Regions from separate parts of the Homo sapiens genome. Here region 2 is linked to region 1. A link is a contact called in ENCODE Hi-C or POLR2A ChIA-PET data. All regions are on one chromosome and are shown on one strand. The core of a region is the stretch at or near the end of the contact, and the rest is flanking DNA. Distances in the headings are between cores, read along the strand shown.

The links. A loop is a pair of places that touch in the nucleus more often than their neighbours do. ChIA-PET counts read pairs that join two places held with the same protein, here RNA polymerase II (POLR2A). Pooled maps may share reads with other maps.
Region 2: a map of adrenal gland shows a loop between it and region 1 (4-fold over the local background). The contact joins the enhancer-like site here to the promoter of YPEL3-DT in region 1. A Hi-C loop is called at or near these places in 28 of 168 maps with a recorded cell type or tissue (B cell, CD14-positive monocyte, CD4-positive, alpha-beta T cell and 21 more), 24 of 37 single-sample maps with no recorded cell type and 39 of 50 pooled maps. POLR2A ChIA-PET finds 5 or more read pairs at or near these places in 21 of 52 experiments (B cell, CD4-positive, alpha-beta T cell, CD4-positive, alpha-beta memory T cell and 17 more).

Annotation. Positions count from the first base shown.
Region 1 is chr16:30,092,975-30,098,713 of GRCh38, forward strand. It overlaps YPEL3-DT (YPEL3 divergent transcript), which reads left to right and starts at 3,456. Exons shown (of 2, transcript NR_135192.1): 1 at 3,456-4,445. YPEL3 (yippee like 3) reads right to left here and starts at 3,239. Exons shown (of 4, transcript NM_031477.5): 1 at 2,278-3,239; 2 at 2,129-2,172; 3 at 1,815-1,923. The coding sequence starts at 2,508. RefSeq lists an enhancer at 3,059-3,665 and silencers at 3,136-3,485, 3,546-3,615, 3,636-3,685.
Region 2 is chr16:30,128,471-30,134,209 of GRCh38, forward strand. No RefSeq gene overlaps it. Among named protein-coding and RNA genes, the nearest start is that of MAPK3, 8.1 kb to the left of the region's middle. Within about 2 kb of position 2,386, at least 2 of the 41 ENCODE cell types and tissues checked have a DNase peak (open chromatin) inside an H3K27ac peak, as active enhancers do; they include CD8-positive, alpha-beta T cell and natural killer cell, where a contact is called at or near this core.

The DNA of each region.
Region 1 (5,739 bases), core at 2,206-4,705:
CTTTTTTAAGTACTAATGATGGCTCCAACAGAGAAGATAGGGAAGTGGCTAAAAGATTTCACAGTTCAGGGTTTGCAAACTGGTAGCTTCATGGCCATTTTGGCCTACAACATGTATTATGTTTGGACAGCAGACAGTTTAATAAAAATAACTTTAAAGTATTAAAATATAAGTAGGCCTTGCTCACTCCAGTTTGCCCAGCCTGCCCCCAACTCCCAACCCTGCCAATCTATGCTACCCTTTACACATCTACAGTATCTGCTTGGCCTTGCAGGCACTTGAGGTTTTTTTGTTTGTTTGGTTTTGAGAGGGAGTCTTGCTCTGTCGCCCAGGCTGGAAGTGCAACGGCGCGATATCGGCTCACTGCAACCTCCGCTTCCCGGGTTCAAGTGATTCTGCTGCCTTGGCCCCGAGTAGCTGGGATTACAGGCGCCCACCACCACGCCGAGCTAATTTTTGTATTTTTAGTAGAGATGGGGTTTCACCATGTTAGTCAGGCTGTTCTCGAACTCCTGACCTCAGGTGATCCACCTGCCTCAGACTCCCAAAAGTGCTGGGATTACAGGCGTGAGCCACCACACCCAGCCTGGCACTTGAGTTTTTGACCTCTTGTTTAGGCCAGCTCTTTATTAATTATTATTATTTTTGAAACGGAGTCTCGCTCTGTCTCCGCTCACTGCAAGGCTCTGCCTCCTGGGTTCACGCAATTCTCCTGCCTCAACCTCATGAGTAGCTGGGACTAGAGGCGCCCGCCACCACACCCAGCTGATTTTTTTTTTTTTTTTTTGTATTTTTGGTAGAGATGGGGTTTCACCGTGTTAGCCAGGATGGTCTCAATCTCCTGACCTTGTGATCCACCCGCCTCGGCCTCCCAAAGTGCTGGGATTACAGGTGTGAGCCACTGTGCCTGGCCGGCCAGCTCTTTATTTGGTAGAGGTCCAGAGTGGCCAAGCCACCTGTCCAGAGACACACAGCCAATCTGTGGCAGGGTCAGCAGCGAGCTCAGGTCAGGGCTGGCTGGCTGGCTCTGCCTGGGACATCCACCTCACAGAGGCACCACAGTTCCAAGCGACGCCTGAAGAATCCTGTCCCTTGCAGTGTCCCAAGAGCATCTTCCTGAGCATCTAATCTGATCCCTGTAACAATCCTGGGTGCTAGGCAGTGGCTTTATCTTCCACTGAGAGATAAGGAAATGAGACTCAGGGTAGTGAAATCAGACCCTGGACAGCAGCAGTGGCAATGAGGACTATGGAAAGGGAGGCTGGTGAACCCAAGCTCCATGTTGTTGCAGAGTCTGGGGCAATTTTTCTGATACTCTAAATGACAATATAAGCTGGTGACCAAGGGTTTGGAGTGAAAAAAAAAAACCAACCAACCAACTCAGATTCTGGTCCCTATTCTGTTACTTACCAGTTGGGTGATCTTGGGCAAGTTACCTAACATCTCTGGGCCTCCCTGTCTTCTTCTGTAGAGATAATAATAGCTTCTACCTAGAGGATCACTGCAATGATTGAATGAGATAATAGACGCCAGGCACACAACAGTGCAAGGCACATAAACATTCCATAAATGGTGACTCTGATTATATCCTAACTCTCTAATGGGGATCCAAGTGCCTGGGAGAGAAGGGATGGGTTAAGAGAAAAGTTCTACACCCCTTGCAAGGTGCAAGATAAAGAGAATGTGGTCAGGGATGCTGACTTGTGTGAGCTCGGCCTATGCAATCTGAAAGGCTATAGGGTGACAGCTTGTCAGGAGGAGGTGTTGGAAGGTCAGGTCAAAGGCTAGCCTGGGGTCAGAGGTGGGTGACTCACATATTTCCAGCCCAAAGTGGTCTTGCAGTTCTCGCAGTGGATGTCGGCGACAGCATGGAGGCCGGTCAGCAGCACCCGCTCCTCGGCTGGCCCGCAGCCCACGTTCACCCTGTGGGGACATGGGGTAGTCCCAGGGAGGGTCCTGCCATCACAGGGCCCACCCCCTCAAGCACTGTGTCTGTCCTCAGCATCCAAGAAATGATGCTCACAATTTCCTGCCTGCACCGGGGAACTCTGGGAGTCTCAGCAGGATGCCAGGGGTCACAGGTCACAACAGAGGTCAGGGAAAGCAAGAAGGGAGGCCAGATACTCACACTGAGTTGAAGAGGTAGGCACGCCCCTGACTGCCCTGGAAGGACTAAAGGGTGAGAGGGTGGGAAGAGAGGAGGGGGTCAGGGCTGCCGGTGGGGAGCTGCCAGGCAGCCCCTATAGGTTCCAGCCCCACTGTGGCCTGGTTGGTTACCTTGGAGATGAGGTCGTCGTGGTTGGCCAGGTGAGCGCGGCAGTGGGCACAGCTATACCTCCGGTGACAATCATCCAAGTAGGCCTGAAACGTCTTGGGCTTTGAAATCCGCACCATGGCGGGGGCCGGGGGCAGTGGCCCCACGCGGGGAGCGGCCCACGGGGAGCAGAGGGAGCCCAGTGCCTGCCGGGGAGGGAGTAGGTGGGCTGTCAGGACCTGGGCCACACACATGCGAGGCACTCCCAGAGCCGTGGGGACTCGCTCTGTCACACTGGGCTGCTCTCTCCTTTCCCCAGAGCCAGCAGCCTCTCCGGGGACCAGAGGCGTCTCGGTTTTGACTCAGTGAGGAGGCCTCAGGTTGCATCCATGGGGAAACTGAGGCTCGGAGGTGCCCAGGGTGAGTCACCCGCCTGCTTCCGGCCTCACCCTTGCTGACCTGGCAGCTGAAGCTGGAGGAAGGGGCTTTGGAGGGGCTGGGCTGTCAGTTCCCAGTTTCGGGGGAGCATGGGCGGGTAGGCACTGGTTGGTCCTTGCGACCTCATCTGGAGAGCAGTGGGGTTCACTGGTGGTTTAGGGGGTTCATCGGGGAGAGGGTCCCCCACCTGGAGGAGGTAGGAGGCCTCGCCGTGAAGGTTGAGGGTCACCTAGGAGGGGAGGGGCTCTCACCTGCGGGCGCCAAGGCCTCCTCTACGCTCAGGGGCTCTTACCTGCAACGCGGAGCCTTACCTGGACTCCGGGGCTCACCTGGGGCGCGGGGGTGGGGGCGGGCGCCGGGGGAGGGGGCAGTCCTCGCGGGCTGGGCAGGGGCGCGGGGCGACACGCAGCCCTGACGGCGCGGGCCTCACCTCGCCTGGGCGCGCGGGGCCCGGTCCGCCGGGGTGGGCTGGCCTGGGAGTGGGGGGCGCTCCTGGCGGGCGCCGTCCCCCCCGGGCCCGGGTTCGCAGGCGCCTGGACTTGTTTACACCGAGCCCAGCTGCTGCCGCCGCTGCGGCGGGAGGGGGAGGGGACCCGCCTCCTGTCCCGGCGGCCGCCGTGGCCAATGGGCGCTCCGCATGCAAATGAGGGGGCGCGTCACACGGCGGCCGGCGCAGGCCCCGACCGCCCCTCCCCCGCCGCCCGCTCCCGCCGGCCCGGAAATGCGGCTGCGGCCCGCGCGCCCCAGGCCTGCTCGCATTCCTGCTTGTGGCCCGCGCAGGGGCGGGGTCGGAAGGTCTAGGCCGGGCGCGGAGCGAGGAAGCGGGTGGCGCTGGGACGCATGCTCTGGGGGAGATGAGTATAATGACCCGCGTTTGTCCGCCGCCCGTGCCCCGCTCAATCCCCGCATCAATCCCGTGAGGCCGTTTCTCCCGTTGGCTCCACTGTACCGGGGGCTGAGGCCCAGGGAGGTCTCGCGGCTCCCTAGGTTATCCAGCTAGTAAGAGGCGAAGCTGGAATTCTCACTGTGGGCCCATTCCATGGCTTTTGCCAGAGCGCCAGGGACACACTCAGTTCACCTTCTAGCAGGGAAGACCCAAAGATGCGCGCCCCTGGCAGCCAGGGCGTCGGACCAGGCAATTCCTACTGTCCAGCATCACCTCCTCCAGGCCTCTCGGATGCCTCTGTTGGGACAGCTAAGTTCCTCTTCAAAGACTCAATTTCCTGGTCATAAGCTGTAAACAGATTCTACTCCCGCTTTTTCTTCTTTGTCGCACGTCTACCCTATTTGGGAAAGTTTAAACCTTAGCCAATCGGGATCAGCTCAGATTGTGCGGTCCAACCCCCCAGCCAATGGGGAAAGGACACAGAAACAGGAACTGCGTTAGGGTTAAAAACCACTTCCCTCCTTTGTTGGCGGGTGCTCTTGGGATTGCAACCAGCGCAAGCAGCACCCTTCTGCAGAAGTAAAGATGCCTTGCTGGGAAGTCTTCTGTCTCAGTGCTGGTTTTTCTTGACTACACTGAGCACTTGTTTTCAACAAATTTGAGGGTCTTCTGGGATCCCATTCTCCTTTGGGAGGGGTAGCGATTACTTTTCCTCGTGAGACACGTCCCACTGCCTTGTTGCAGTGGCCCAAGGAGCGGAGGATCGGGTCCACCCAAAGTGAGGAATAAATCCGGACTTTCAGCAACGTGGGCAGGAAGGAGCCTTAAAATTCCCAGGCAAGTGGGTAACTCTGTGCACAGACCAAGGTAAGAAAAGTTGCTACTGGGGCGACAAAGTATTTCCTTGGTGGTTGGGGTCACTTGGAGGTTGAAAGTGCATGGCTGAGACATGTCAGTGGACACGAATCGAGTGTGGAGTCCAGACTTGGTTCCATGGTCACCTCATAAGGCTTAGGGCGGTTTTCCAGTCGGGGATTATACCGACCCGCTAATGCTAAGAGGGGCCTGAAATTCCCACGAGGGAAGCGGCCAAAAAGTACGAAGCGATTATTCATATGAGTGCAAGAAACCTCCAATGGGAAAAGGGAGAGGTTAAGCCCCTAGGAAATGGGCACCAACCTCCAGAATGGGAAATACCCCAAGTAAGACAGGGAGTACAAAAGGCCAAGCAGACAATAAAATTCCCCCTGACAGTCCTCTGGGCCTTATGTTAGAGTACTGGAGGTATAATGAAAGAACCATGTAACACAAGGAAAGACAGTGAATGATAAAATATTGCTGTTTTATTTGGACCAAAGAACCTATCCTCAGACCCTCAGTCTTTTGGCCAAAGTTTGGATCAGACGAGGATTGGATATGCCAACTCTTAATCCAGTATGTTAATAAAAAAAGTCCAGTCTCTCAAGAGGAAATAGATTATGCTCTGTGTTGGAGACAGGAACATGTCCTTCCCTTTCCCTTAAAGGATGACGTAAAAGAGAAACCAAACTCAGTACCCTCCTAGGACAACCCAGTTAAGTCAGATTCTACATCTAAAGATGCCAATGTATAGGATCCCCTAGACCATCTTCCCCCGCCTACCCCACCTCAGGCTAATCACTCAGTCCCTCCCCCACATAACCCTGCCCTGTGGGCCTTGTGGCCCCACATCCCCATTGAGCAGCCACCCGAACATGTCCTTTCCTCAGGAAAACTCCAGCACGAGATGGAACAATGCCGGAGGGATATTCAGAACTTTCCTTTTCCCTCTTCCTCAAAGGGGTCTGCCCCAACCCCTTTTCCCTTAAGTACCACTGGGAGGAGGGGGTATTGGTTTCGTAAATGCCCCCTTAACTAGTTCAGAGGTTAGAAATCTGAAAAAGGAACTCAAACCATTATCAGATGATCCTTTTGGAGTCACAGATCAAATTGAACAATTTTTAGGGCCGCAATTGTATACTTGGGCTGAATTAATGTCCATCTTAGGTATTCTCTTCTCAGGGGAGGAAAGAACCATGATCCGCAGGGCTGCTATGATAGTCTGGGAATGTGAACACCCTCTTGGTCAAAACATCCCTGCAGCAGAGCAGAAATTCCCAGCCCAGGACCCTCAGTGGAATAG
Region 2 (5,739 bases), core at 1,136-3,635, 34 kb after region 1:
CAGCCTCCCGAGTAGCTGGGATTACAGGCGCCCGCCACCACGCCCGGCTAATTTTTGTATTTTTAGTAGAGACGGGGTTTGGCCATGTGGGCCATGCTGGTCTCAAATTCCTGGCCTCAAGCGATCCACTCACCTCAGCCTCTGAAAGTGCTTTGATAACAGGCATGAGCCACCGTGCCTGGCCAGTTACTAGTTTTGTTTGAAGCCTGTGCAAATCCTTCAACCTGAATCAGTGTGGAATTGGGGGTTTAGTTATCTCTACTGGCATGACATAAAGTAGGCTAGGGAAGGGATGGTTTTCCCAAGGAAAATTCGGGCACCATCCCCAGAAAGTGCTGAGCAGACAGTTACAGCAGTGTCTATTATAATATATATATTTTTAATTCCTCCCCCCACCTTTTTTTTTTTGAGGCAAGGTCTCGCTCTGTCCCCCAGGCTGGAGTGCAGTGGCACCATCATGGCTCACTGTAGACTCGACCACCCAGGCTCAGGCAGTTCTCTAGCTTCAGCCTCCCAAGTAGCTAGAACTACAGGCACACAACACCATGTCCAGCTAATTTTTGTATGTATATATATATATATATATATTTTTTTTTTTTGTAGAGATGGGGTTTTGGCATGTTGCCCAGGCTGGTCTCAAGCTCCTGGGCTTGAGACCAGTCCTCCCCACCAGCCTCCCAAAGTGCTGGGATTACAGGTGTGAGCCACTGCTCCTGGCCTAATTCCTCTCATTAACTACCAAATGAAGTCCACCACCCCTGGCTAATTTTAAAAAATTATTTAGGAGATAGGGGTCTCTCCATGTTGCTCAGGCTGGTCTCGAACTCCTGGCCTCAAGCAATCCTCTTGTTTCACCCTCCCAAGTAGCTGGGATTATAGATGCAAGCCACCATGTTCAGTTTAGATTGTACAATTTCTTTTCTTTTTTTCTTTTCTTTTTTTTTTTTGTTTGAGATGGAGTTTTGTTCTTGTTGCACAGGCTGGAGTGCAATGGCACGATCTTAGCTTATGGCAACCTCTGGCTCCCGGGTTCAAGTAATTCTCCTGCTTCAGCCTCCCGAGTAGCTGGGATTACAGGTATGCACCACCACGCCCGGCTAATTTTTTGTATTTTGTTTTAGTAGAGACGGGGTTTCTTCACGTTGGTCAGGCTGTTCTTGAACTCCCGACCTCAGCTGATCCTCCCGCTTCAGCCTCCCAAAGTGCTGGGATTACAGGCGTGAGCCACTGCGCCCGGCTAGATCGTACAATATCTTGAAGGCCATTATGCTGGTGTCTTCCCTTTGAAGCCCTCTTATATTTTGTTGGTGCAAAAGTAATTATGGGGTGGGCATGGTGGCTCACACCCATAATCCCAGCACTTTGGGAGGCCAAAGAGGGGTGGATTACTTGAAGTCAGGAGTTCAAGACCAGTCTTACCAATGTGGTGAAACCCTGTCTCTACTAAAAATACAAAATTAGCTGGGAAGACTAGTTTCCTAGACGGGGTTTCACCATGTTGTCCAGGCCGATCTCGAACTCCTGACCTTGTGATCCGCCCACCTCAGCCTCCCAAAGTGCTGGGATTACAGCCAGCCACCGCGAGCCACCGCGCCTGGCCTTATTTTTTATTTTATCTTTTTTAGAGACAGGATCTTGTTCTGTCACCTAGGCTGGAGTGCAGTGGCCTGATCATAGCTCACTGCAGCCTCGAACTCTTGGGTTTAAGTGATCCTCCCACCTCAGCCTCCTGAGTAGCTAGGACTACAGGCACACATACACCACCCCTGGTGGTGTGTGCCTGTAGTCCCAAACCAGTCTGAAAAGATAGATGTGGGGGCCAGGCGCAGTGGTGATGCGCGTCTGTAGTCCCAGCTACAGGACTGAGGCAGGAGAATTCCTTGAGCCTAGGATTTTTGTTTTGTTTTGTTTTTTTGAGACAGAATCTCGCTCTGTCGCCCAGGCTGGAGTGCAGTGGTAAGATCTCTCAGCTCACTGCAAGCTCCACCTCCCAGGTTCACGCTATTCTCCTGCCTCAGTCTCCCGAGTAGCTGGGATTACAGACGCCTGCCACCACGCCCGGCTAATGTTTTGTATTTGTAGTAGAGACGGGGTTTCACCGTGTTAGCCAGGATGGTCTCGGTCTCCTGACCTCATGATCCGCCTGCTTTGGCCTCCCAAAGTGCTGGTATTACAGGCGTGAGCCACCGCGCCTGGCATGAGCCTAGGAGTTCAAGGCTGCAGTGAGCTGTGATTGTGCCACTGCACTTCAGCCTGAGCGATAGAGCAAGACCTACAAAAAACAAACAAAACCCAAAACAGAATCACATGTAACACACAGCTGTGGACTGATTGGTTGACAAAAGTGTGGTGATCAGAGGCTGGCAGGAACTTCACCATGTATTTCCGCTAGAAGCAATGTTCAGTATTCTCTAATTCATTGTTTGTGGTGACTTTGGGGAATATAACCACCACAGAGACAAGAATCAACTTTGAATGTGTCATCCCACCACCTGCTGGCTTCCGTTGTTTCTGATGAGAAATCAACTGTCAATCTCATTGGAGTTTCCTTGTACGCGATGAGTTGTTTTTCTCTTGCTGCTGCCAAGAGTCTCTTTTTGTCTTGTTTGTTTATTTATTTATTTATCTAATTTATTTATTTTGAGATGGAGTTTCACTTTTGTTGCCCAGGCTGAGTGCAATGGCACAATCTCAACTCACTGCAACCTCTGCCTCCCGGGTTCAAGCAATTCTCCTGCCTCAGCCTCCTGAGTAGCCAGGACTACAGGTGTGCGCCACCATGCCCAGCTAATATTTGTATTTTTTTTTTTAAATTTTTTGAGATGGAGTCTCACTCTGTCCCCCAGGCTAGAGTGCAGTGGCGTGATCGTGGCTCACTGCAAACTCTGCTTCCCTGGTTCAAGCGATTCTCCTGCCTCAGTAGCTAGGATTACAGGCACATGCCACCACACCTGGCTAATTTTTTATTTTTAGTAGAGGCAGGGTTTCACCATGTTGGCCAGGCTGGTCACGAACTCCTGACCTCAGGTGATCCATCCACCTTGGCCTCCCAAAGTGCTGGGATTACAGGTGTGAACCGCTGTGCCCAGCCTAATTTTTGTATTTTTGGTAGAGTGGAGTTTCACTATGTTGGCCAGGCTGGTCTCGAACTCCTGACCTCAGGTGATCCACCTGCCTCGGCCTCCCAAGGGTTGGGATTACAGGTGTGAGCCACCATGCCTGGCCCTTGGGGTCTCTTTTTTTATGAACTGTCTGTCCCACTGGGCAAAGCCTCTGAGACCCTATTTTGGACACTGGTGGAGCAGTAGCCTCTGGTTTTCGTGGCTTGCCCCTCCTGGCATGGGATCTCTGTTCCACAAGCAAGCTGGGAGGAGTGTGATTATGGTCCCAGTATTCTTGGACTGTCACTGATGGTACAGCCTTCATTCTATGGTGTGGGCGAGTGCTGGGTGGAGGAGAAGAGTGCCCTACTTCTTTACCACGTTCACCAGAAATGTAGCCTCTTCAATTTGGAGTTGGAGGGGATGAAAACTGGTGGCAGCATGCTCCTCCTGGTGAGATATGGTAAGCCTTGATTGGCAGCTGAGGGGAGAGGGAGCTTGTCTTCTTGGCCACATCTACTCAGAGAGCAGTTTCCTTCCAGCTGAACTGTGGGGGGAGGGCAGTCAGGAGATAGTTGGTCCTCCTGGCTTAAATGCCACAGATGGCCTGGCACAGTGGCTCATAATGTTACAGGTAGTTAAACAGGCATGAGCAGGGCTGGAGAGGGCTCTTCCCCACCCACCAGGAATGTCAAGTGATGGTTCAACAATGATCACATTGCCTCTCTAAATAATTTGGCAGCCAGCGCCAGAGAGAGAGACAAGCTCCTGATGGTCCACAGCTGTTATGTTAGAGTGTTAATTGAATGCAGACACCAGGGAGAAGCAATTTCCTGGACATGTGCATTAAGAGACAAAATAGTCTGGGCACGGTGGCTCACACCTGTAATCCCAGCAATTTGGGAGACTGAGGCGAGCGGATCACCTGAGGTCAGGAGTTCAAGACCAGTCTGGCCAATGTGGTGAAACCCCCATCTCTACTAAAAATACAAAATTAGCCAAGCGTGGTGTTGGGTGCCTGATATCCCACCTACTCAGGAGACTGAAGGAGGAGAATTGCTTGAACCCAGGAGGTGGAGGTTGCAGTGAGCTGAGATCAGGCCACTACACTCCAGCCTGGGAAACAAGAGTGAAACTGTCTCAAAAAAAAAACAAACAAACAAAAAAGAAAGAGACAAAATGATGGAGCATGACCTTCCGGGGTCAGACCACCGGAAAAGGGAAGAAAACCTCAGATAGGCATGCATACAACTTCCTACACACACTGTGCATGCTCACCTTCCCAGGGTAAGGAGGCCACTGTGCATGCAGGCAGCCCATCCTAAGGGAAGAATCATGGGAAAGGAGCCAGCCTATAAAGTCCTAGGATCAAGGTTGAACACCACGCTTGACCTTGGTGCCCACTTGAGTCTCTTCCAAATGTACTTACCTTTCTTTCCCATTCTAAAGCCATTTAAAATAAACTTCCACTCCTGCTCTGAAACTTCCCTTGGTCTCTTTTTCTGCCTTATGCCCTGTGGTTCTTTCTTCTGTGGAGGCAAGAATTGAGGTTGCTGCAGACCCGTACAGATTTGTCACCGGTAACTTGGATAACCTTTCACCGATAACAATGCTTATAATCCCAGCACTTTGGGAGGCCGAGGTGGCAGGATAGCTTGAGCCCAGGAATTTGAGACCAGCTTGTGCAACATAGTGAAACCCCATCTCTACAAAATAATAATAATAAAAGTAATAAAATTCAATGCCACAGATTCTCCCTGTTCTTACTGAGTTTTAGTAGATTTTCTTGAATAAGAAAGTGAGCCAAGATTGCACCACTGCACTCCAGCCTGGGCAACAGAGCAAGACTCCATCTCAATAAAAAATAAAATTAAATGTTTATTCATCTGTTATATGACATTAGGATAATTCCAGAAACTTTAAGTGTTTATTTATTTTTAAATGGTTTTCACCAGCTTTGCTTGTTTTGCTGGGGAAAAGATCCTCAGAGCTCCGGCACTGTCATCTTAGAGCTTTGATGTCCCCCAGTGTATTAATCCATTCTTGTATTGCTATAAATACCTAAGCCTGGATAATTTATAAAGGCAAGAGGTTTAATTGGCTCATGGTTCTGCAGGTTGTACAGGGAACATGATGCTGGCATCTGCTTGGCTTCTGGGGAGGCCTCAGGAAACTTACAATCATGGCAGAAGGTGAAGGGAGAACAGGCATGTCACATGGCAGGAGCAGGAGCAAGAGAGCAAGGGAAGAGGCGCCACACACTTTACTTATTTTATTTTTATTCATTTATTTTGAGATGGAATCTCACTTTGTCACCCAGGCTGGAGTGCAGTGGCACTACCTCAGCTCACTGCAGCCTCCATCTCTTGGATTCAAGTGATTCTTTTGCCTCAGCCTCCTGAGTAGTTGGGACTACAGGCATGCGCCACCACTGGCTTTTTTTTTTTTTTTTTTTTTTTTTAGACAGAGTTTTGCTCCCGTTGCTCAGGCTAGAGTGCAATGGCACCATCTTGGCTCACCGCAACCTCCATCTCCCAGGTTCAAGCGATTCTCCCACCTCAGCTGCCAAGTAGCTGGGATTACAGGCATGCGCCACCACATCCGGCTAATTTTGTATTTTTAGTAGAGACGGGGTTTC